3 separate regions of the Mus musculus genome follow, and regions 1 and 3 are each linked to region 2. Evidence: chromatin loops called from intact Hi-C (ENCODE). Cell type or tissue: heart. All regions are shown on one strand.

Region 1 (8,000 bases), 1.9 Mb after region 2:
GGGCTGAGCATATACACACCATCACACCAGGGAAGAGCAAGCCAATTGGTTATCCAAAATCAAGTGGTCACCCTTGAAAACATACACACAAGTAGCCTTATACAGATTAATCGGGTTATATTTAGGAATATATACATAGGTATGTAGGCATACATAGATGTATATAACAGCAATGAATGGTGGGGGAGACCATAGACTTGAAACTGAGCAAGGAGGGGTACGTGGGGATTTGGAGGGAGAGAGGGGAAGGGGAAATGATTATAACCTCAAAATTGAAAAGACGTAATCTTAAAACTCACTTCAGGTGGTTTGGAGAGAAGAAAGGTCTATGATGGAAGGCAGGCTGTGAGAGAAGAATATAGCACATCTGGGAAGTGGGGAGCAAGGAGGCGTTGACCTGACTGTGGAATGAGTAAAGAGTGAGTCTCAGGGTAATTGTGTGGGTAACTTCCTCTCACGCTGGGATGTGGACAGCCCCCATATTGGTTCAGATCTATCCTGGAATGAAGTAAATGCATGCCGAGCCCTGGAGAGTGGGTTTCTGACCGTTGAAAAGGGAGGTAGAAGCCGCAAGCAGGCAAGACTGGAAGGTCCACTGTGTTCAAGGAGCAGAGGTGGGCACACCTGTGTGAGCTCATATCTTGGCTAAGTCACACAGGCCGGATGCCTGTGGAAATATTCATAAGTATGTGCATGCGAGCAGGTGGGAACACACCCAGCTATTTCCTCGCCCAATCAATGTAAAAGACCGAGAGGTGAAGAAAATCTGACAGCAGATCGTAGTTCCTAAGATCTTACTCTCTGATAGAAGGAACTAGGGTTCCTTGTTGAAATGGCTGGTTCTGAAGATGAGGCAGGGACACATGCAGTGGTCCGGCAGCACTTTGTGGTTCCATTACTGATGGAAAGACCACAGTGACATGTGTAAAGGAACAGCAGGTTGCAGAGGTCCTAACTGGAACAGCGGAGCAAAACAGCGTAGTACTGAATGATAGCCCAAAGTGTAAAACAAATGTCCATGAGTTCACACCAGTATAAAAAGGTGAATAACTAGGTGAATTGGGGAGAATATACACATTTCTCGTGCAAAGGGACTACCCACAACTTGTACAGATGTCCCAGTGTCTCAGAGGTCTCCTAGCTGCAGTGAACGGCCCTCCCAAGAAACCAGCATGGAATATAGCACGCTCTCACAGTCGAGAGATACGGCAAATCCCAGAAATCCCTGGCACAGTCTAGGTCCACAGCACGGAGACCCTGACACACCGGTGTTAACGCAGCACTGCTCAGGCTAGCTCAAGATGCGGCCCAACCGACACATCTGTCAGCTGACGAACGGAGAAAGAGACCGTTCACGCAATGGAGTTTTAGTCAGCCACAAGGAGGAATGAAATTAATATCATTTGCAGGAAGCAGACGGAATTGGATGTGACCATGTTAAGTGAAGTAAACTACACCGAGAAAGGCCAAGAATCACAGGTTTCCTCTCATACAGAATCTATCTGATATATACCTATGCTTTAAACTATTATATAATATGTAACATACATATCACTTACACGCCGGTGTTATATAGATAATATGTTACACAATCTATTATAGGTTTATATATCACACTATAAACGCGCCTTCACACTAACTATGAAGTCATATGAGTACTTGTTCACCAGTTATAACCAGGTGCACTATGCAAATGTGTAATGTTAGCGAAAGGGAGGCTGGCGACAAACGTGTGTGGGACAGTACTGATTTGCAAATGTTCTAAAAAACTAAAATGGTGCCAAACAAAGCTATTTCTAAAGAGGAACTTACTTCTCACTCAGGCGCGTGCATTCAGTGATGTGGGTGAAGGAGAAAGACCCTCTGGCCGTCTCTGTGGACCTGGGCTCTGGTAGCTCAGAAGAGCTGCTGGCCACTGGGTGAGAGGAGTGAGCACAGGGCTCAAGGTTTGGAGAGTTCGCTATTAATAACAAACCGGACACAAACAGGAAACAGCTGCGACCATCGATGCCCGAAGGCATTTGCATGGCTTGCTGACAAGCCATTCAGCTCTCGTCCTTCCCCTCTGGATTTCTCAGTCTCTCTCCCCGCGGCTTCCTAGCTCTTCTCCTTGTTGCCGTTCTTCCCCCTCCACGCCCTTCTCCACACCATTCTCTTTCTCTCTTCTACCTCACCCTTCTGGAGGTTTCTGCATACTTATTCTCTCAGATAGCTAGTGCAGGCAGAGGCTCAGACACTCGCACAGGCTCAACTGGGTGGTGGTGGCGCACACCTTTAATCCCAGCACTTGGGAGGCAGAGGCAGGCGGATTTCTGAGTTCGAGGCCAGCCTAGTCTATAGAGTGAGTTCCAGGACAGCCAGGGCTAAAAGAGAAACTCTGTCTCGAAAAACCAAAAACAAAACAAAACAACAAAACAAAACAAAACAAAACAAAAATGCTGTTTAGGAGCCGGGTGTGGTGGCACACGCCTTTAATCCCAGCACTTGGGAGGCAGAGGAAGGCAAATTTCTGAGTCCGAGGCCAGCCTAGTCTACAGAGTGAGTTCCAGGACAGTCAGAGCTACACAGAGAAACCCTGTCTCGAAAAAACAAAACAAAACAAAAACAAAAACAAAAACAAACAAACAAAAAAAAAAAAAAAGAAAGAAAGAAAAAGAAACCACAGGCTCTCCCACCTTATACCTCTGCTGTAGAATTGGGTCTCTACAGTGTAGCCCAAAATAGTACATATTTTTCACTCTCTGATCTACGATAACTTTCACCAGAACCTTCCCTGTTGTAGTTCCTCAAACGGAGACGTCTGGGCTCTGCTATGCAGCTCAAGAGAGTGATACACAGTGGTTAAGACATCCCAGCTCTCCTGTCTGGGTTTCTATTGCCCAACAACCACGCCATGGCCACCTCTTAATCCTAAAATATAAGCCTGAGGAAGAAGGCGTGGTGAGAATCCAGACGCACTCTCAGCAAGATACATGAGGGGAAGGGGCAAGAACCTGTCCTACAGGGTGGATGGCTGGTGTGGTGGTTTGAAAGGAAATGGCCCACACAGGCCCATAGGGAATGGCAACTTTAAGAGGTGTGGTTTCGTTGGAGTGGGTGTGGTCTTTGTGGAAGAAGTGTGTCACTGGAGGCAGGCTTTGAGGTATCAGATGCGCAAGCCATGCCCTGTGTAGAGAAGTCGCTTAACTTATTGCCTCTGCAGATCAAGATATAGAACTCTCAGCTACCTCTCCAGCACCATGTCTGCCTGCACTCTGCCATGCTTCCCGCCACGATGGTAATGTCTGAACTCTAACCAGCCTCAATGAGATGTTTTCCTTAGTAAGAATTGCTGTGGTCATGATGTCTCTTCACAGTGATAGAAACCCAAACTAAGACAGCTGGTCGAGGGGAAGGGCATTTCAGAGTCTCACATTTCTACTGTTTGGTCTCAGGTGGGAAGTGTGATGATACTGGGAGAATTTTCTCTCAGGTTTCAGAGTACTGAGCAATGGCTACTGCCTTCTTTTAAGGTTCCACTGAGAACCAAAGTTCGACTCCAACAAAGTTTCCCTGGAGAACCAATGAATTTATTGGGATTACTTAGAGTGTATATGAGGGGTTACTACACCTACATATAGATGAACCCCAGAAACGCCTCACTGGAAAGTCCTCAGCCTGCATGGAGGATGGCTTCCCTCAGATTTCCCCAGCCTATGTACTCTTTTCAAGGAGACTGGCCTCAGTCCGGGTTAGGGTGACCGTGCACGCCCGACAATGGCCACTAGAGGGTGCCAGAGCACGAGGTTGGCAAACCCAAAAAGAGCATCTTCTGTAGCCTGGAGAAGCCTTAGCCTGGCAAGAAATAGACTACATGGAACCTCATTTGACTGGCCACAGAGTAGGACAAGCAGCCTTGGAGTATAATGGCGGAGTGACCCCCTACTTCAGTCAGGGACAATGAGTGAGGCTTGGGGCTCAGGACTTTTGAGTTCAGAGAAGAAACTGCTTAATGGATAACTGAAACAAATAGACTTTCTGCTTCCAGGAACCCAAGTTGACTCTATGAGATAAGGGGCAAAGAGCACTGAGCAGTAAGTAGTAAGCTTTAAGGGAGAGGCGTAGGGTCTCCAAGAAAGCGGTCGGGAGCATGCTCAGATGAGAGCAAGTCTAGAAACAAGGGGAGGTGAAAAATTGTCCTTCCCAGCACGGCATGGAGGGAATGGTGGGTGAGCGGGCAGCTAAGGCTTAGCCATGGAGCACGTGAGGAGGACACATGTGGAGTACAAAAGAAAATGCCCGAATACGCAGAATCGTCATCGTGTGAAAACAGTCTTATAAAGTTGAGTGATAGCCTGGAAGCTGACATTGGTTATTAAGGCCATATAGCAATCCAAGAAAATGTACATGCGCATGTGTGACGGGAGAATTTTTGAGTGCAGAAAAGGGTAATATCTTGTTGCAGTTCTCAAATAACTTAGGGCACATAGATGATGCCTTTAGACTTGAAGTAAAACAAAACAAACCAAACAAACAAAAACCCATGACTGAGCAGGTATGTTGTAGTGTATGCTTTTAATTTCAGCAGTCAGGAGACAGAGACAGGCATCTCTCTGCAATTTCAAGACCAGCTTGGTCTACTTAGTGAGTTCCAGAATAGTCAGAGCTACATAACGAGACCCTACTTAGTGTATATTCATATATATATATATATATATATATATATATATATATATATATATATATATATATATATATATATATATATATATATGAATATACACTAAGTATGTGTATATATATATATATATATATATATATACACATACATATATGTGTGTGTATGTGAATAATATATATGAATGAATAAATAAGGTGCACCGTTTTCAAATTGTGTTAAGAAAAAAAAAAAGGTTTGAAAAACCCACTTCAGGAGCTGGAGAGATGGCTCAGCGGTTAAGACCACTGACTGCTCTTCCAGAGGGCCTGAGTTCAACTTCCCCCCAACCACATGGTGGCTCATAACCATCTGTAATAAAATCTGGTGCCCTCTTCTGGCATGCAGGTAGAACACTGTATACATAATAAATAAATCTTTTTTTTTTAAATTGTGATTCAGAGGAAACAATATGGAGGTAAGGAAAGCTATGCCAGTGTGTATGTATTGAGAGCGTGAAGCAAGAGTGGCCACGCAGATGCGACAGGATGCTGAACAGGCATTTTTCAGTTCGACTGAGGCCTAAATGCTAAAAATCAATGCAGTGTGCACTCGATGCCCAACTGCTATGGTCTCAAAGCTCCTCCCACACATCCCTCGTGCTGACATGGAATCGTCAATGTACGGTATTAAGAAGTAGGCCCGGAAGAGGTGATCAGGCTGTGAGGGATCTCCCTCTTGAGTCGCAATCATGGGCGTGGCTTATTGAGTGGGAGTGGGTTTTTGTGGGGGCGTGGTTTGTGGAGGAGGGTTCGGTCACCAATACATTTATTTCTCTTCTCTAACTCGCTCTCTGCCCTTCACCAGGGGTAAAGCTGGAAGAAGACCCCAGCCAAATGCTAGTTCATGAATCTTGGTCTTTCCAGCCTCCAGAGCCACGAGCCAATTAAATTTCTGTTCTTTATAAGAGATCCGGCCTGTGACATTCTGTAACAGCGGTCCAATCTGAGGTGAGGGGTCAGACCCCCAGCCGGATATTCTAATACAGTCACTCCAGTCTCAAAGTTGGTATAGGAGACTGGCACACGGCGCAGACGAGTTCCTGAGGTGCTGCGCCCTTCTCTCACGCTTCCCGATGACCTTCCTTCGCCAGGCAAAAAGGACTCTGTGTGGAGAGCTTGATTGGCATCTCTGGAATCAGGGGAGTCCTTGTGCTACGTGAAAAAGCCTTGGCCGGATTAGCTTAAAGCAACGAGGTTGAGAGAGAGGTGCTTAGAGAAGAAGCTACAGCAGGTGGTACAGACGGCGAGGCAGTGTGCACACTTCTTACGGTTTGTTGATTATTTGTGCATGTTATGTATATGGATGTTGTGTGTGTACGTGCCTCTGCACATCAGAAAAGGGCGTTGGATCCTATGAGACTACAGGTATAGAAGGTTGTGAGCCACCACGTGGGTGTTGGGAATTGAATTCAGGACCTCTGGAAAAAGAAAAGCAGCCAGTGCTCTCAACCATGAGCCATCATCTCTGCAGCCCTGATATGTATGCTTCGTATACACAGAAACTAAACCGCCGTGTGTGGGGATAGGGTAAGGGAGCTGGCCTGAGGTTAAACTGAAGAACCTGTTTTCCAAGAGTCGCCAGCAGAGATGATGGCTTCTGTTCATGTGATGCCCTGGAGCAAAGGCTGAGGGCAGAGGGCAAAGGACCATTAGAGAGGTACGAGACCACTGGGGTTGTCCCTGAGAAACCCCCAAAACTGCTCCTCAGGAGAAAGCTGACTAGGAGTATCAGATCCTGTGGAGCTGTGCAGCTTCCTCAAGCCCTGGCCCTGGGGAGAGAAAGTAAATGAAGAAGGCAGAGGAAGGGAGGGAAGGGAGGAAGGAGGGAGGGACGAAGGAACTAAGTAAAAGAGAGTTTGGGATCTTTATTGTTTCCCAGGACTGGACCTATAAACTCCAGGACTAAATAAACAAACAAACAAACAAATAAATAAATAGACAATGTAGACATCCTGTACCTTGCGTGGTGGGAACAATTGTGAAGACAGAGCAGAATAGCAACCGCAGCAGCAACTCGAATGGCAGGAGGCAGCCACAGTTACAACAGTGAGGTCAGGTGACGGGAGACCCCCACAGTTACAGCACTGGAGACCACGTGGCCCAGGAGGCATAGCATTGTGGGCAGCAAAGCCTGGTGCATTATTACTCAGAACCAAAGCAACAGACAAGTTCAGTGTCAACTCGGGGCAGCTTCCAGAGAAAACCGTACATCCAGACGCTAGCGGCCATGAAGACATAGTTTGCAAACACCCTCTAACATGACATTCAGGGGGACAGTGACGGTACCTTTAGTCTTCCGGCTGTTCTCACACACGGAGACTGACGTTGATGGACAGCCACAGTCAGTCATCTAACTTCTGTGTCACCACAGTGCCAGAGACACGGGGAACACAAATATTAAAGGGTTAAGGGGATTGTAATCTGAAACAGCTAGTGTGTCTATAAAAAAAAAATCACCTCTGACAAAACCAATTGGGTTTTGTTTTGTTTTTTACAGAACTATGAAATTACTCCCTTGTGAGATAGCAGTTAGATTTGAACACAATCAAATCATTTGCCAACCTCTCATGCGACTTTAAATAATTCAGATTGGACTTAAGCACTAGCAGCCACAAAACAACTCAGTGAAAACTGGCTGAGGGTCTGCAGATGAGGAGGACCTGCTGGTACTGTGTGACACTCCAACTGAAGCTTGGCCACTCTGCTCTCCACATTCAAAATCCTCATTAATACAACACAGTGGACTAGGGATCCGACCATAAAAGTACAGAGTGGCAACAGCCTGTAATCTGGGGGCCTGTGGTACCTCTCTAATCAAAACTCAAAAAGAGCTACCCTATGCCTGGCCTTGGGGTTTTTATTTGATAAAAATATGGTGTCTAGGAGAGGCACTGTCTCCTCATTATAGGGAGAGTCCGTTTTAAAACTGACTATGTGTGTGTGTGTGTGTGTGTGTGTGTGTGTATATGTGTGTATGTGTATATGTGTACGAGTGTGTATATGTGTGTGTATGTGTATGAGTGTGTGTATATGTGTGTATGTATATGTGCATGAGTGTGTGTATGTATGTGTGTATATGTGTGTGTATGTATGTGTGTATGTGTATGAGTATGTGTATATCTGTGTGTATGTGTGTATGGGTGTGTATGTGTGAGTGTGTATGTGTGTGTATGGATGTGTATGTGTGTGTTTGTGTGTGTATGTGTGTGTGTATGTGTGTGTGTATGTGTGTGTATGTGTGTTTGTGTGTGCGTTGTGTGTGTATGTGTGTGTTTGCGTGTGTATGTGTGTATGGGTGTGTA
Region 2 (8,000 bases):
GATGTTTGTGTGTTTGGGGGGAAAGATTATCCCTCTATGGGAAAAGACTGCCGCTTCTAACCCTTCCTTTAGCCTGAAAATACTTCATTAAAAAAAAATTCTTCCTAGCATTTAACGCCAAACAAACAAACAAACAAACAAACAAGCAAACCAAAACTACAAAAAAATTACTCACATGAGAATGATCTGGAGACCATGCAATGAATATCCATTCATATCCCTGGGCATTCTGAGAGTCTAACCTGAATAATACATAGCACGGCTGCTTGTCCTCCAGCAGGGGCAAGACAAAGGAGTCGTAGTCCTGTTCCCAGGAGTCTGAAGGTGGACTACAGGAGCCAACCACCAGTTGCTCTATGAAAGGAGAATTTGAAACAGATGAATGCAGTGTCGTATCGGACGCTAAACTAATGAAGACAAGAAGAGTGACGTAGGTCTCAACTCCTATAGTAACAGTGCAGTTAAATGTTCAAGTAGAGGTCAAGCAGAGTTCTATTTGTTAAAATGTTGAAAATGATCACATATAGAGATATAAAATTTTATACCATATATACAACTTCATTTATGACTCAAAACTGTAATTCTTGAAATTAATTATTAAATTATAAAGAACTACAAAGCAAGCTTCAGCTCCTACTAACAACACTACTCGGTTTAACTGTTGCCTGAACACAAACTACAACTGCGAGTCGCCACACGCTTCAAGTGCTGTCTTGTAGAACTATGTAAGATTATGAAGGGTGTTTTCCCAGGCAGCTGTCTGTCCCCACAGACAGACATGCACTTCAGCACGACACAGCAACAGGGCAAACCCACGACAGCTTCCACCTTCCCCGTAAGAGAACACGCCGTGGTACAGTCACATAAAAATACTGTTTGTGTTTTAAAGTCATCATATGCTAGCAACACAAATCCACCAGAAATCCCAGAAATAAAGATCAAGAATATAACAATATGCACTTTATATGAACTTAAAAACAGCATTATGTGCTAAAGATGATGGATTTTATATATGTGTGTGTGTGTGTCTCTATCTATCTTTCCAACTGTAGATGCTCCACGAAAAGAAAAGTACAGCTGTCAAAGCTGTCCTTCATTAGAGAGACAGTAACAGTTAACAAGGTCTGGAACAAACTATAAAGTACTAGGTCATTAAGTTAAGAGGTGGGTATTTATGTTTCCATTCTCTGAAACTTACTAGTTTAACAATTTTCTCAAGATTAAAAAAACAATTGGAAAATATTTAAGAAATAGAAATTTTCTTCCTAAAGTATGAATTAGATACATTTTATCTTTCCATTTTGCTTACTGACCGTCACAATTTTAGCTGCTTTGAAGTATATACATTTGTTCCTACAGACTTTAAGATTTCCTAAACTAGTTTCACAGTTAAATATATAAGCAGAAAATGGAAAACAAACTTAGTTTATTTCCAGTTTATGAAAAAAAACAAGTTATTTTTCCAAAACAAAATGTCTTAGGGTATTTGAGGCCAACAGAATATTTTCAGCACATTCATTTCAACATCGAGTTATTAACAGTTTCTTCAAATCCATCTCCTATCAGATATAGCCACTCAGCCAGTTTCCCTGTTCATAAAATTAACATTAAGGAGTCAATTTATAATTTGCCATTTTCTCAGAACGTTTGCAAACAAGAAAGGATCTCTGTATGATCCAATCAAGCAATAAACAAACAAGTATCTCAAATGTTTCTACTTCAAAACACAGCTCATTGAACAACTCACAAAATAATTAGTTTTGTTTTCAATAAATGCCCAGCTACTGATTTTCATTCTAGAAGCACTGACATTAGACATAGATTGTGCTGCAGAAAAACACACAACAGGTGAAGCCTCCACACCAGAAAGCACCTGCTGTCTCCGCAATGGCCGCCCCCAGTTTAAAAGGAAAACAGGCTGAAAGGCAAGCTCTGAACTTGCTTCATGCTGATTAATAGTTCAAATTACTCATAAGGCTTGGAAACCTGAAACTGTAACAGCTAACCCTCCAGGGGCACAGAGTATCTTAAAACTGTTAACTAACCATTTTCGATAGATATTTTCAGAAGTCTGTATTTCCCGTTTCTGGCTCGGGCAAAGATCTCTTTGACATCTTCGCTTGCTGTGGAAAATGATAAAGGGAAAAAGTGTTTAAACCTAGAAGTAGTTTAGTTTGTATTCACCTAAAGAAAACATAAATTAAAGAAACATGTGGAGCATACAGGCCCTTCTTATTGTTACTATAAAACAGAAGCATAAAATACCGGCCTTGGCGAGGAGCAAAAACTAAATACTAGCATTTAGAAGTACAGGAACTTCAACATTTTAGCCACAGAACTCAGTAGCAGAAGTAACACTAGGGTGAATGCTTTCAGTCAAACCCAGTAACAGACAAATTGCTCCATGTTTGAAAATGTTAACAAGTTGCTTCTAATAGTCCAATTTTAAGTTTGTGATGTGTGCTCCTTCATCAAATCATGTCCTGTATCTGTCCATCAAGAACAACAGGATCAAATCTCATATACTGATTAAAGAAAAAACCTGTAAAATACACTAGATCTTACATTTTTCTTGCATCTCTTTGTAAAAAGTTATAGAAGCCACCCAGGAAATAAACATTTAATAACCTATCCCTTGTGTAGTCATCATTGCTTCAAATTCGGTCTTGTGTTGTTGATTGCCAAGCAAGACTAATATTTATGTCTTGTTATATAAAAGGCTCAAACATTAAACAATAATTTTGATATATTTAAATGTCATAAGTAACACGGGGGAGATTAAGTGTTGTTAGATCGGAGACTATTTTTGCCTGCATGTGCACAGAATTAAGTGGTAGTGTCAAAAACCCTTAAAACACAAAACAAGTTATTAAGTGGTCACCCGGGGGAAAGGCTCGGTTAACTATTACGGGAAGTGCTCTAGTTTATATTAGAACTCGTTAAATAACCCCGGGATATATTATTTGATTCCGTAGGAGGTTGAGTACGTCCAAGTTGCCTATTTTCCAACCAGGAAATAATAAACGGCGAGTAAGATACACAAGTAAACTGCACATTCGACTGTCTCCACGGGGTTCATGAGGTGCAGCTACACAGATCAGACTTTGCAGCTGCCTGGGGTGCAAGCATCCAAAGATGGAAAAACACTCCCTACTCGGGATTTCTCCGGAAGGAAGGCACACCCGCGTTCTGAGAGAAAAATCCGGGGAGTTCGGGAGGCAGCCTACAGCGGTGGGAGCTGTTTGGTTTTCAAACGATCTGAGTGCTGGAGCAATCTCCTTTGGCGGGTCCCGAGGAAAAAGTCGCTCGGCTGGCCGGCGGCAGGAGCCCAGCCAGCTTCGGTCTTCCTGCTCTCGGCACGGGGGCCGGGATGCAGCGGGGTCGCCCGGGACATCCTCACATCCTCGGTTCTCTGGCAGCCACCACCGGCCTGTTACGTGGCGGCCGCCGGGGAGGGCCGCGAGGGACACAGTCGGGGCCGTCGCACCCAGAGCAGCTCCAATGCCGTGCGCGCCTCCAGCGTTCCGGCCCGCAGCCTCCCGGGAGCCCCTGCCCCGTGGCGCCGTTACCTTGGATGCCTGTCTGGTGGGACATGGCGGCGGCCCCAGGCTCCCGGCTCCGGCGCAGGGTGCGGTAGCGGCCCCGGCCGGCGGATCCAGGAAGTAGCGGCTCCGCCTGTGCGTCATCGGCCCGCGACTCTCAGCCCCGCCCCCAGCACCAGCCCCGCTCTCCAGCGCGACATAGACCCCGCCTAGGATCCCGCCCCCTGTTCTTTCACTGGCTACTTTCATTGTCGTCACAAGCCCCGCCCCTTAAGCCATTGGCCATGCCCTTTCCCGGCAATCACCCCCCCTTGCCCCCCCCCCCCCCCCCCCCGCTGCTGTTTCTGTCCAGGATGCACCTTCTGGCAGTGGGCTGTGTGTCTATCACACGCCGCAGCGACACACCTCATCAAAATGCTTTAGAGGGAAAAATGGCCATTTTCCGAAACAAACGCTTTCTACATGAAAGACATATCCTTTGCTGTAAAGAAAAGACCATTTTAAGGCGAAAGATAAAACAGTTAAACATTTGCAAAGCAAGATGGGGCTCAAGACCACTCCTGGCCCACTTTAAAATAAGAGACTGTAGAGTTCTCCATTATTTTCCCCGTGATTTGAATCTCAAGCTGTTCACTTTTCAATTGGTCACTATCACACAAAACCACTGTTCTCACCTCAAAAAAGAGAAAAAAAAGTCTATTCTGAAATCAAATATGTGCCCTATCAGGCGGGGAGGAGGCACTAATTCAGGTGACACCCCATCCCAAATATCATGTTTCAACTTGGTAACAGACTTATGAATTTTTTTTTTAGTACCAGAACAAAAGAAAATCACAAATCATCTTTAAAATATATTTGGTGGGGACATGGGGCTATACCCAAAGTGGCGAAATTTCTGCTACTGGTTCAGATATTATCTGAAGAGGGCATCTTTAACCTTTCAATGGGAGAAGCTAAGTGGTCTGTACATTTCCAAGGATGGACTCAGAAGTGGCTAGTAACTGGGATGGCCCAAGATAATTCAGCTTAGGACCTACACCACAGTCCTACACAATCAGGCACTTCTAATCAGCTAGGCAACCTTTTTGAGTCTTGAACAGGTTTGGGGTGGCTTTTTTTTTTTTCTGGAAATTTCAGCTCATAGCACTTTAAGAGACCTCATTGTCCTTTCTCTGGTTCCCCCAAAGAACTGAGTGTGAAACCACTGAGCCATTGAGCTGACCTGAATATCTCTCTGTGGTCAGCTCTACCCTTGGAAACCATTAACAGAGCTTTGCTTTAGGTTAGCCTTTGATTGCTTCAAGTCAAATGTGTGTTCGTAGTTACCTGGATGCAATACATTTGTATGGAAACAGCAGACAGGAGTTACCGTTCTTTCTCACTGTACACTTTTATCGGCATGCATTCCCCTGTGAAAGTTTATTCTATTGTTTATTTTTATGTATGTTTTCTAAGTAGAACTCTAGCTCTAGATTTTAAAGCCTTGGACTAATAAATATATTTATTTTTTTATATTCAAACTCGATTCAGGCAAATGACATAATGACAAGGTATGGAGTCCCTCTTCGAGTATAAAGCATTTTAAATAAGCCACTAAATAGGCCTGCAACTGCTTTTCTTTGTGGAGACCATAAGGGAAAAAAAAATGCTGTGTGCTGGTGCTTGTGATCTCAACTCGGTTCCTTTAACAGATCTTCACACCATGGATTAGCCCCATAAAATCTGGGTTTGGGGACTTCCTTGGGAGGTGTTCCATTCCAACACGGTCTTCCCAGCGGCGTAATGGTCCAGCCTGATTTACCAGTTTTAACTGAACTGTTGTTGCACAAGGGGAAAATTGTAGGGTTTGCTTGCAGGGTTTTTAGCTGATTCATGTCCTGTTGATTACAGAAGCTGACACTACTTAAAAAAAAATACTGATGACACTTAAAAATTTTTTTTTCCTATATCCATGCTTAGAAAGGACCATTGTGTGTTTAGCCTGAGAAGAAGAAAGCCCAATTAGGTTTGGTTCCTGCATGTCATCCCCCAGCAAGTCCTTGCCTTTTCTTTCTGCAGACTCGGTCGTTTATGTAAAATTTACAAGGGTCGGAGACCTCAACAGAGTCCTGATATCGCCTCCTCTTTATATGTTGTTGTTGTGTTACTGAGACAGGGTTTCTCAGCGTAGTCCTGGCTGACCTGGAGCTTGCTCTGTAGACCAGTCTGGCCCTGGAACTCACAGAGTTCCTTCTGTCTCTCTGTCTCCAGAGTGCTGGAATTAAAGCATGCACTACCCCCTGAGGCCTCTCATAGTATTTTTAATCCTAAGGAGAGACAATTGTGAGACTTCTCTTTCTTGAACCTCTTAGGCTTTTCAGCTTCTATTACCCTTCCCCATTCTCAAAAAAAAAAAAAAAAAAAAAAAAAAAAAATCCCACATTTGTTTTTTAATATCATGAAACATTGCAACATTAACAAGCACATTTACCAAATTATTTGGAGGCTCACAGTTGAGTCCAGTGACATCAGGCTAGACTGGGAACATTTGTTCTTCTCAGAACCTTACAAATGTGTCCGATGAGCCTGATTGCCTGCAGGACTGTTCAGGGAGAGTGGAGACGGAGAAGTGTTGACAAAAGGACACCCTCCTTGTGTGGAAAGGAGGAACAGATGCTCAAAAGCCTGCATTGCAACCTTGTGTGCAAGGAGAATCAGGAAGCCATAAACTCACAGTGAGTGCCTCTCTCCTACAAGAAGACAACTCTATGGTTGTCATTTCCCACTAATGGCCACTTTCCTTTCCTCCACTTTACATTTAAGCAAGGCTCAAAGGCAGAAAGCTTCCAGGCTCTCTTCTTTTTCCTTTCAGTGTCTGTGGGTCAGGTGAACGATGGAGAGTTAGCCATCTGTCCCCCAGACCTCCCCCCTCCTGAAGCTGCTTGTGGACATAACTGTGACTCAAAAACCATAGCTCTCCTTTTTCTTGTCTGTCTTGGCAATGGCTGAAATTTACAACTCGCATGCCCTGTTATTCTTCTCTCAAACTCTAATAAGATGTTCCTTGAACTTCCTTCTAAGTCTATTTCAAAACACTTTTACTGTTTAGACTGAAACATCCTTGGGAAGTAATTTAGTTGTAAAAAAGAATAAATTGCTTCTTTAAGCCGAGTTTCAAATTCCTAGGAAAAGGTGTGTGCAAAGGTGCCTGGGCCAGACTGCTGCTTTCCCCAGGCCACAAAAGCAGGAAGGCCATGAAAGCAGAGAGGGATCTCACCCTTGGAAGACAGACTTAGGATCTGGTATAGCTGGTAGTTAGAACTAAGCATTTAAAGTCACAAACCCAAATGTGTGCAGGTCTGCTCTATTTAAAAGAGGTATCTACTGTTCAGCTCTGGCTCACTGATGCCCCAGTGGGACTTCAGGCTCAGGATAACAGGTCTGGTTTCCAAATGTCAGAAATTAGACTTTCTTCAAAACACAAACAAACAAACCTCCACTTCAATTTTAAAAGCATAAAAAAGCAAAAGATCCATATGTATAATATATATGTATATGTGTGTATATACATATACACACATAAAAATGTATATGTCATATTTGTCTGTTGACCAATTGGTGTGTATATGCCATACACACACACATATGTATGTCATGTATATAAATATTACCATATATGTATGTATACATGTCATATTTGTCTGTTGACCTATTGGTATATATATATATGTATATACACATATGTGTGTATATATATATATATGTATATGTATATACACATATATGTATATATATATATATATATATATGTATATATATACATATATGTGTGTGTATAACAGCATCAGGTCCTGTACAATATATTATTATATAGTATGTGTAGGCTTGGAGTTTCCAAAGAAACCAGACATTTCCACTTCAAGTATGTTTCAAAATCAGAACATAGAACCAACAGGATGTTGATGTAGCTGAGTTTGCAGAGTGCTTGCTGTGCATGTAGAAGCCTTGGGTTAAATCCCCCAGGGCTCACTGGAGTTGGTGGCAAACATCTGAAACCCCAGCATTCAGGAGGTGGAGGCAGAAGGATCCAAAGTTCAAGGTCCACCCAGCTACATAGTGAGCTCCAGGCCAGCTTCAGCTACAGGAGACCTTGTTTAATGAATAAGTAAATAACTAAAGCAATTGAAATAGAATTCCTAATCAACGAGAACAATTATCCAAGGCTGATTCCTTAATGTGTTCATAAATCCACACTGTTACTGTGTCTTATATAACACAGCTAGACTCATAAAGCATTGAATAATAAAAATAACTCACTAAGCCATAAAATGAAGATCAAACATTAAGTAACTTTTATCATTTGTGTGTAACTATAACTCCTAATGGCCCACAATAGATATCAAGCGATCATAAACACTTAAGAGAAATGAGATATGTTTATCCCAGTCAGGTTCTGCAATCTTCAAAACAGCCATTGAA
Region 3 (8,000 bases), 46 kb before region 2:
AACTGACCCAGCGATGTGTGAGTTTTCTCATCTAAAAGTGAACGTAATAAATCAACACTTTCTTCTTCACATTTAGAAGTCACACTGTTGACACTGTTTTCTTTCTCGGAGTCAGACTGATGGCTCCGGTCACCATCCGAGCACCCGGGCAAGTCAGCAGCTCCTTCACTATTTTTATGTTCTAAGGATACATTCTGAATATTTAACTTTGGCTTCTTGACAGAATTGCTCGGTTCAGATTGTATTTTACTAATTTCATAGAGAGATCCATCGGTGGCCTTACTGACTAACTGTCCCTGTTCATCGATCTCGATAACAATGAAGTCACTGGGTGAGGTTTTTATGCTGCCCTGAAAGCCCACGTGATCGTTGATGAAACACAAGGAGTTAAACCTGATGCCACCATCTGTGTCCTCTGCCATCCTTCACGGTGCCTACAAGAGAGACCGCACACTCAGCTACCAGAAACGCTTGCAGATAAGAAGAATCAAAGCGGTCTCCAAGATCCACTCAGTTCTCTCCCTCTCAAGTCTATGCTCCCTAGAAGACACTAACTTATTTTATGGTTCGACTTGCCTACAGCAAGCAGAGTTGACAGGCCAATTTTGTGACCTAAGTAGCAATTTGTATCTTGATTTCCCATTCACTCCAAGCTCCTATTATCCAGAATTAAGATGGGTCAATTTGGGGTTGGAGAAATGTTGCCTTAGCAGAGGACCACAAGTTCAGTTCCCCAGCACCCACATGGCAGCTCACAAGCATCCCTAACTCCATGTCCTGGCATCTATTGTCCCTTTCTGACCTCCACCACCCACCAGCCCCCAGGCACACCCATGGTGCTCATTGATACATATACACAAAGCACGTATGATAAAATAAATAAGCCTACTAAAAATGTTTAAACTTGTCAGGAGGCGCACACTTTTAGTGCCAGCCCTTGGGAAGCATAAGCAGGTGGATCTTTGTGAGTTCGAGGCCAGCCTGGTCTACAAAGCAAGTTCCAGGACAGCCATGGCTACACATAGAAATACTGTCTCAAAAAGAAACAAAATGCACAGCTACACAGAGAAATCCTGTGTCAAAAACCTGTCTCAAAAGCCGGGGCGTGGTGGCGCACGCCTTTAATCCCAGCACTCAGGAGGCAGAGGCAGGCAGATTTCTGAGTTCAAGGCCAGCCTGGTCTACAGAGTGAGTTCCAGGACAGCCAGGGCTACACAAAGAAACCCTGTCTCGAAAAAAACAAAACAAACAAAAACAAAAAACAACAACAAAAAAAACCGTCTCAAAAACAGACAAAATGTTTATATTTGCCAGGTGGTGTGATATACACCTTTAATTCCATCTCTCAGGAAGCAGAGTTCAAGGGCAGCCTGGTCTACAGACCAGGGGATAGCCAGAAGCCAGGGCTATACAGAGAAACCCTGTCCTGGAAAAACAAACAAACAAAAGTTAAAAAAAAAACAAAAACATAAAATGGGTCAATTTCAAGTTTATCTGAAAAATAGTATCATTAGACCTACAAAGAAGGGAGAAGAAAATAGGACTGTTGTTACAATGATTGTCATCCTCAGAACCTCAAAATCTCCTGGAGCAAACTTCAGAGACTGTGGTAGTGTTTTTATACATTGGAAATTAGATCACGAAGAAGGATAAGAAAGGAAAGTCTATAATAAATAGTTACGTGAACTTCTCTGTACACTTCAAGGTCGGATAAGTCAGTCCTGGTCCCTCATCTTGTTCTAAATTCTCTACAGGAAAGATACAAACATCTCAAGCTAATGAAAGGGAATTTCTACCAAGTCACTGGCATAGAAGAAAAGAAAGTCTCATGGTGTTTTCTTGGAGCAGCGGCCCAAGGCCAATTCTATAGGGAATGAATCACAGTCCTCACACAATCTACTCTCTCCACGACACACGGAGCCCTGAGAGAGCAGCTTCACTGCCTAGCTCTTGTATTTCCCAGACTTTACAAGTAATTGATCATCTACATCCTCAGACATTTTCACCCACCAATAATCTAATCTATAGGATTCATCTATAAGCTTTAGGAACCTGTTTTCTTTTCTTTCACACACACACAAAGAAAAAAACTGATTTAATTTCCTGTATAGCATGACTAGCTAATGTGTTCATTATTTACTGTCCATCTTCTTCAACTTAAAGTGTCAGTTCCACATGAGCCAGAATTCTGACTAGCCCATATTCAGAACAGCACCAAGGACATAGTAGGTCTGCAGTAGATACTAGTTGAACAGATACAAGTAGAACACAGTAAGAGCGTTAATGGTGACAAGAAAGAAAGAAGTGTTAACTTTTGTCTATGATAATCAGGAATGGTATATAATAAACTGCTACTTGACTTTGGAAATAGTTCAAGAGACAGAAGCGGGGTAGAAATACCACGTGCAAGTACAATCAAGACGGGCACTGGGGGGGGGGGGGGGAAGGGGGAAGCCCTGACACAGAGCAGAGGGGATAGGGAGAATACAGCTGAAGTAATGCTGACAAGGAAAGATAGTGAACACCCTGTCAAAGGTTGGCATCTGCCCCCGTGGAGTTGTTTCTAATGGCAGATGGAAATCAGCAGTCAGCTCTGACCAAGTCCACAGGGGTCCTCGGAACCCTAGGGATTGTTGGAAAAGAAAGACCATAGGACGGCTTTCCAGGCTACACGTGGGGACAGTGCAGCACGAAGGCATGGCAGTCAAGCAGCTAGTCAAGAGGCGGGCAGACAGGGCACGTGGGGGCGAGGGTGGCAAGAGCTCCTCCTCCGCTCCGCGGGGCGAGCCGAGGCTGCAGAGGGACTCCCACCCCAACCCCACCCCGCTCCCTGGGCGCCGCCACCACGCCTCCCTCCCCGGTCCAGCAGTCTTGGATCCACCGGTGACCCGGCATCCTAATAGACTCTGTGAGCTCTACCTCGCTTCCGTGAGAAAGTGGTCCGCCGAGTGACACAGTGCGCATGCCCAGAAGCCTTTCCGCCGCCTAGCCTCTTACAGGGACATTTAAAGGGACAGGCTCCGGTTGGTGTAGCTCTTCCCTGGGTGGAGCTCGGGGAGGGAAAGGCGTGGCCTTCCGGATTGGCTCCGCCCCTATACTCTCACCCTTAGCTGACCTGCCCTCCCTGTCCCACAGGGGGATATGATGCCCCGGTGACCCGCAGCATCCCGATCGCAGGCAGTCTGAAGTCGCCTGGTGGTCCTGCGTCCTCCACCCCCGAGTCCTCGCCGGACCGTGGCGGGACGCCGATCGCCTTGTCCAGGAAGCGAGGGACGTCCGAGAGGAAGTAGGTTGTATGAGGAAGGCTGATCTCAAGCCACGATCTCTCCGCTGTCCTCTGTCCCGGGCCGGGTTGGTGATCAGTCGCTTCGCTCCAGAACCAGGAAATGGGCGCACTCGGGCAGAGGAGGCTTGGGGAGCCCCGCAGCCTCTGTGCGCTGCTCTGCCGCCGGAGTGTCTCGCTTGCTCGCTATGGGGAGCATAGGAAGCTAGCTGTAGTCAGACAGTCCAACAGGTAGAGGGAGAGGTAAGCGCAAGACAGATTGGAAGCAAGAGAGGGGCAGGAAAAGCATTCCCAAGAGAGCAAGAAAGCACCATTAGCTTTCGGAATGGACACAGTGGCCCCAAAGCAGGAAATTTAAAAAAAAAAAAAAATCGATTTTTCCGTTTCTGGGAGTAATTCTTCAAGATGTATGCCAAAGAGCTCAGGGTTTTTTTTTTTAATTCTCCTATTTTCATGCTAAACATTTTTGCTTCCTACATGTTTCAAGACTGATCTGATCACTCCGGCCAAACTTGGGCCTCCCAGTCTTGTCTTTGTTGTGTTCCCTGTTCAAACAGAAACAAACAAAAAACAAACAAACAAAACAACTTAGGAGATGAATTCGCACTCTACAGTAGCACAGACTTCTGTTGACTGCACTGCAGACAACAACGGACTGAACCGCTGAGCCTGTAAGCCAGCCCCAATTGAATGCTGTCCTTTATAAGAATTGCCTTGGTCATGGTGTCTCTTCACAGCAATGGAAACCCTAACTGAGACAAGTCACCAACTGGGAACCAAGTACTCAAATGAGGGACGATGGAATCCCCTCCTGTTCAAACCACCGCAGGCAGCGTTTAACAGACTGCCAAATGCATTCTCAGCTTGCTACCTTCTTCCATCATTAGAATAAAACTCCCCTGTGTTCTTGCCTCCCTTTTCTCCCTATTCTTCCTAACGTTTTATTTTTCAGGCACCTGGATTAATATCTGTCACAGATAGGACATGTCTTGGTGAATGGATGACATTATACATTTTAGTATACCCAAAGCGTTTTAGTGGCCACTGAAGTATGTCAGTGTTTAGAAATTGTGGACATCTCTCGGCATCTCAAAGGTCTTTTGGCAGATGCATCAGGAACAAACGGGGCTGCTGTAGGGTGAGAGGCATTGGGACAGCTAGTGTAGAACATGGTTGTTTGGGTATGGGGGAAGTTCAGACTGCGTAAAAGTATAAGGAAGAAGTGACCAGGGGGAGGGGCCAGAGTGGGAAGAAACCAAAAATTCTTATATAGGAGGAAGCTTGCTGGGCTTTTTGTTTTTGTGGGGTTTTTTTGTTTTTTTTTTTTGTTTTGTTTTTTGTACTTTGTTGTTATTGTTGTTGTTTGTTTTACTTTGCATTTTTTTTTTTTTGGTCTGTTCCCTGTGTCTTTGGGCCCCATCTCAATCCACAAGCATTGTTCACAGAGGAGAGGGCACAAAGGTCACCCCTAGCAGTCAGGTCTAGTCTTTCAGAGCACTGTAGCAGCCAAGGAATTGAGCTGGTCCCGAAAGGTGTTAAGCGGCTTTGACGTGTAAGTTTTTCTGAGCTCTGATGGGACAGAGAGGTTAACGGACACAGAGATGGCGTCAGCCCAGCTGCTTTAGTTCTGAGTCCTGGAAACAAGGTCTAGAAAGGTAAAGAGGGTTGGGCTGGATGGCCCATTGGTCTCCCCAAGAGGTCAGAGGTCATCCAGCTGATGATCCATTGGTCTCCCCCAGAGGTCAGAGGTCATCCAAGCTGATGGATGGCCCAATGGTCTTCCCCCGAAGTCATCTAGGCTGCTCTCCAGTGCTTAGGGTTTCACTGATTCAACTGCTTCAAGGTGACAAAATGAGCGATGTAGAAGGGACCTTAGGGTGCCTCAAAGGATGATCTATCCCAGGAGCCACAATAAAGCATAGCAGATAGAAGAGATCCAGAGCATAAGTCAGGAGGTGATAACTGTACAGCCTTGAGGGGAGCATTAGGAGGCAGGGAGCACACAGTGGGACCAATCTGCTCACCTCATGCTATGGAGAGAGGGGTAGAGAGAAAGAGGGAAGGAAGAAGGGATGAGAGGGAGAACAGGGTCACATCCTTCAAGGCATACCCCTAATCAGCCTTTCCATCTAGGTGGGTCTCACCTCCTAAAGTTACCACTGATTCCCAATACCCCATGAAGTTAAGACTCCATCCATGGATGAATACATTGGTAGATAACAGGAAAGCCTTCATGATCCAAACATGACGTCTTCTCCCCCGTCTCCGCCCCCAACACTACTATAATAGTGACAAAGCCTTCCAAAGAAGAGCTTTAGGGAGATGTTTCACATCCAAACCATACCATACAACACCAGTATCTACAATGTATAAGTCACATTAATGAATAAAATGAGTTTGGTCCTTAACTTGCGGAGCTTAAAGTCTAATGGCAGAGAAGGGTGGTAAACAAGCAACTAATCACATGACTACAAATACATTGTATAGTGGTGAATGGTTATTAGGTTGGGGAAAGTCAGCCTATTTAGGTGTGACAGTCAATGAAGGCCAGAGAGACATGAGTCCTAGCATAGAAGCCTGCATGCAAACATTCTTTTTCCTGCCTTATAGCTTTTATATGCTGTGCCATTTGGGTATATGACTCACGTACCCAAGATTAATTGTATTTTAGAAAATGAAAATGTATAGAAAGAAACCATTGAAAGAGTAATACGAGTCTAGTCCTCTTGATTAACAGTTGGAAGGAAAGATTATTGTCTGCTGAGGCTAAGGGACAGAGAAAGTGCCGAGAGAGGTATAAACATGGGAAATGGTCACCTAAGACCAGGAGAGAGAAGTCAAAGGTTAAGTGGGTCCCAGAGGCCCAGTGGAAGGGCGTGTTCCCATCAGTCTGGGCAGTACACAGTACAAGGAGCACGGGGAGGTGACTCTTAGCTGCAACTCTCCAGAGTGGAATAACAGGAACCAGGAGGATCGAGCGAATAAAGGTACTATCAAGGGGGTAGCCACAGTGAGAGGCCACTGACTGCCTTACAGTTAACAGTAAATCATGCAGGTCTCACAGGCTCAAACCAGTTCTTCTCGTATGCTTCATAAAAAGTAGGTGGGCAGGACATGTCTTTTAATGCTATATAAATTAGCTTGGGTTTTTTTGTTGTTGTTGTTGTTTATTTATTTGTTTGTTTTTACTTTTACCAAAGATTGCTGAGTAAAAATCTTTACTAGTAGGTGCTCCAGAGACGCCTCGGTGGTTAACCACTCTTGGTAGTGAGCAGAGGATCCAGGTTCAGTTCCCAGCACCCACATAGTGGCTCAAAATCATAAACTCTAGCTCCAGAAGATCTGGGGCCCCCCTTTGCCTCTACAGGCACCAGACAGGCACACAGTGCACGGACACACATGCATACAAAATACTCATACATATAAAATGAAATAAATACACCGTTAAAAACATTTTCATAGTAAATGAGTACTGATCGAGAGAAATAAATTCAAAGGTAGGTCTCTTGTTAATTTAATAGATTTGACTCCTGAACACGCTCCCAGGTCTCTTTCCAACAGGCTCGTTGCATTTTATAAATTTCACTTGGAAAAATATCCCAGTGTCAGGATGAAAGTTTTCCAATGTCTGTTTGTGGGGAGGAAAAGGAGAATCCTGGAGGGTGCTTAGATGCCTTTCAGTAGGAGGTGGGTCGGAGTGAAAGCTGCTCTGTGATGAGATGGTCGGATGCTGCATCTCATACAGTATAGCAGTGTATGATGGGTAGCTTCTAGATGCTGTCTCTGAAACTGTTGTAAAAGCGTTGTTGTTGTTGTTTGTTTGTTTGTTGTTTCAAGACAGGGTTTCTCTGTGTAGCCCTGGCTGTCCTGGAACTCACTCTGTAGACCAGACTGGCCTCGAACTCACAACTCAAAGACCCACCTGCCTCCCCAGTGCTGGCATTAAAGACATGCGCCACAACCACCCGGCTGACTTGTTGTAAAGTTGTAATAGGAATCTTTCATATTTCAGGTAGAAGATGAACAAGCCGTTGACACCATCGACATACATACGCAACCTTAATGTGGGGATCCTTAGGAAGCTGTCGGATTTTATTGATCCTCAAGAAGGGTGGAAGAAATTAGCAGTAGCTATCAAAAAGCCGTCCGGCGACGACAGATACAATCAGTTCCATATAAGGTAACTCCTCCTCCCCATCACAAAAAGGATGCGGGCGTGACTACCATCTAACGGGACAGTTTAGAAGGTGAACCTTTCAATCGTGGTGGTGCTATTGGTAATATGTAAGTGTTTTGTATATAGAATTTTTGCTAAAATTGCCAGCATGTCTGAGCTAAAGGTGTGAGCCCGCAAAGGTGTTTCTGAGCTAGAATCCAGCTCCCCGTCTTTGTTCTAGTTCAGTTTGTTGGGCCAAGAACAGTTTATGCTGCTTCCGGCTTTGCATGTCCAAACTGAAGAGACAGAAAGCTATTGTAAGAATCTAATGAGATTTTAGAGTCTACACTTTGCAGTGTGTGAGTAAGGATGAGTGCCCATGCGTCCTTACTCACCCAGGATTCTTGGATCTAGGATTTTCTAACAGCTTCCTGTAGTCGCCTCTCTTACATCTCTCCTCGATTCAGCAGAAAACACAAGTTCGGATTTTAATGTTGTACTTTGTTCTGCAGTAAAACGCAACGTCAAGTTTTGTCTTACACATAACGAAAAAATTAATTC

The links. Hi-C counts contacts between places; a loop is a spot of excess contacts. Peaks named below come from ENCODE experiments on the same cell type or tissue, not always from the same donor. Only the 100,000 strongest peaks of a DNase experiment are listed, where the experiment ranks them.
Region 1: it touches region 2 in a loop (7-fold over the local background); 2 of 42 quality-filtered maps call a loop at or near these places.
Region 3: a loop joins it to region 2, with 2.4 times the contacts of the local background. A loop is called at or near these places in 23 of 42 quality-filtered maps.

What each region holds. Positions count from the first base shown.
Region 1 is chr15:96,472,812-96,480,811 of GRCm38, forward strand. No RefSeq gene overlaps it. Among named protein-coding and RNA genes, the nearest start is that of Scaf11, 16 kb to the left of the region's middle. In heart, CTCF peaks have their summits at 3,757 (motif pointing right) and 5,030 (motif pointing left); DNase peaks (open chromatin) are centred at 1,990, 2,920 and 3,760.
Region 2 is chr15:94,586,183-94,594,182 of GRCm38, forward strand. Twf1 (twinfilin actin binding protein 1) reads right to left here and starts at 3,642. Exons shown (of 9, transcript NM_008971.4): 1 at 3,570-3,642; 2 at 2,046-2,123; 3 at 176-354. The coding sequence starts at 3,594. In heart, a CTCF peak has its summit at 3,633; DNase peaks (open chromatin) are centred at 3,699 and 5,349; H3K4me3 peaks cover 1,981 bases; H3K27ac peaks cover 1,511 bases.
Region 3 is chr15:94,540,541-94,548,540 of GRCm38, forward strand. It overlaps Pus7l (pseudouridylate synthase 7-like), which reads right to left and starts at 2,967. Exons shown (of 9, transcript NM_172437.3): 1 at 2,920-2,967; 2 at 1-434. The coding sequence starts at 422. It overlaps Irak4 (interleukin-1 receptor-associated kinase 4), which reads left to right and starts at 3,120. Exons shown (of 12, transcript NM_029926.5): 1 at 3,120-3,286; 2 at 7,296-7,463. The coding sequence starts at 7,303. In heart, a CTCF peak has its summit at 3,158; a DNase peak (open chromatin) is centred at 3,061; H3K4me3 peaks cover 1,720 bases; H3K27ac peaks cover 1,193 bases.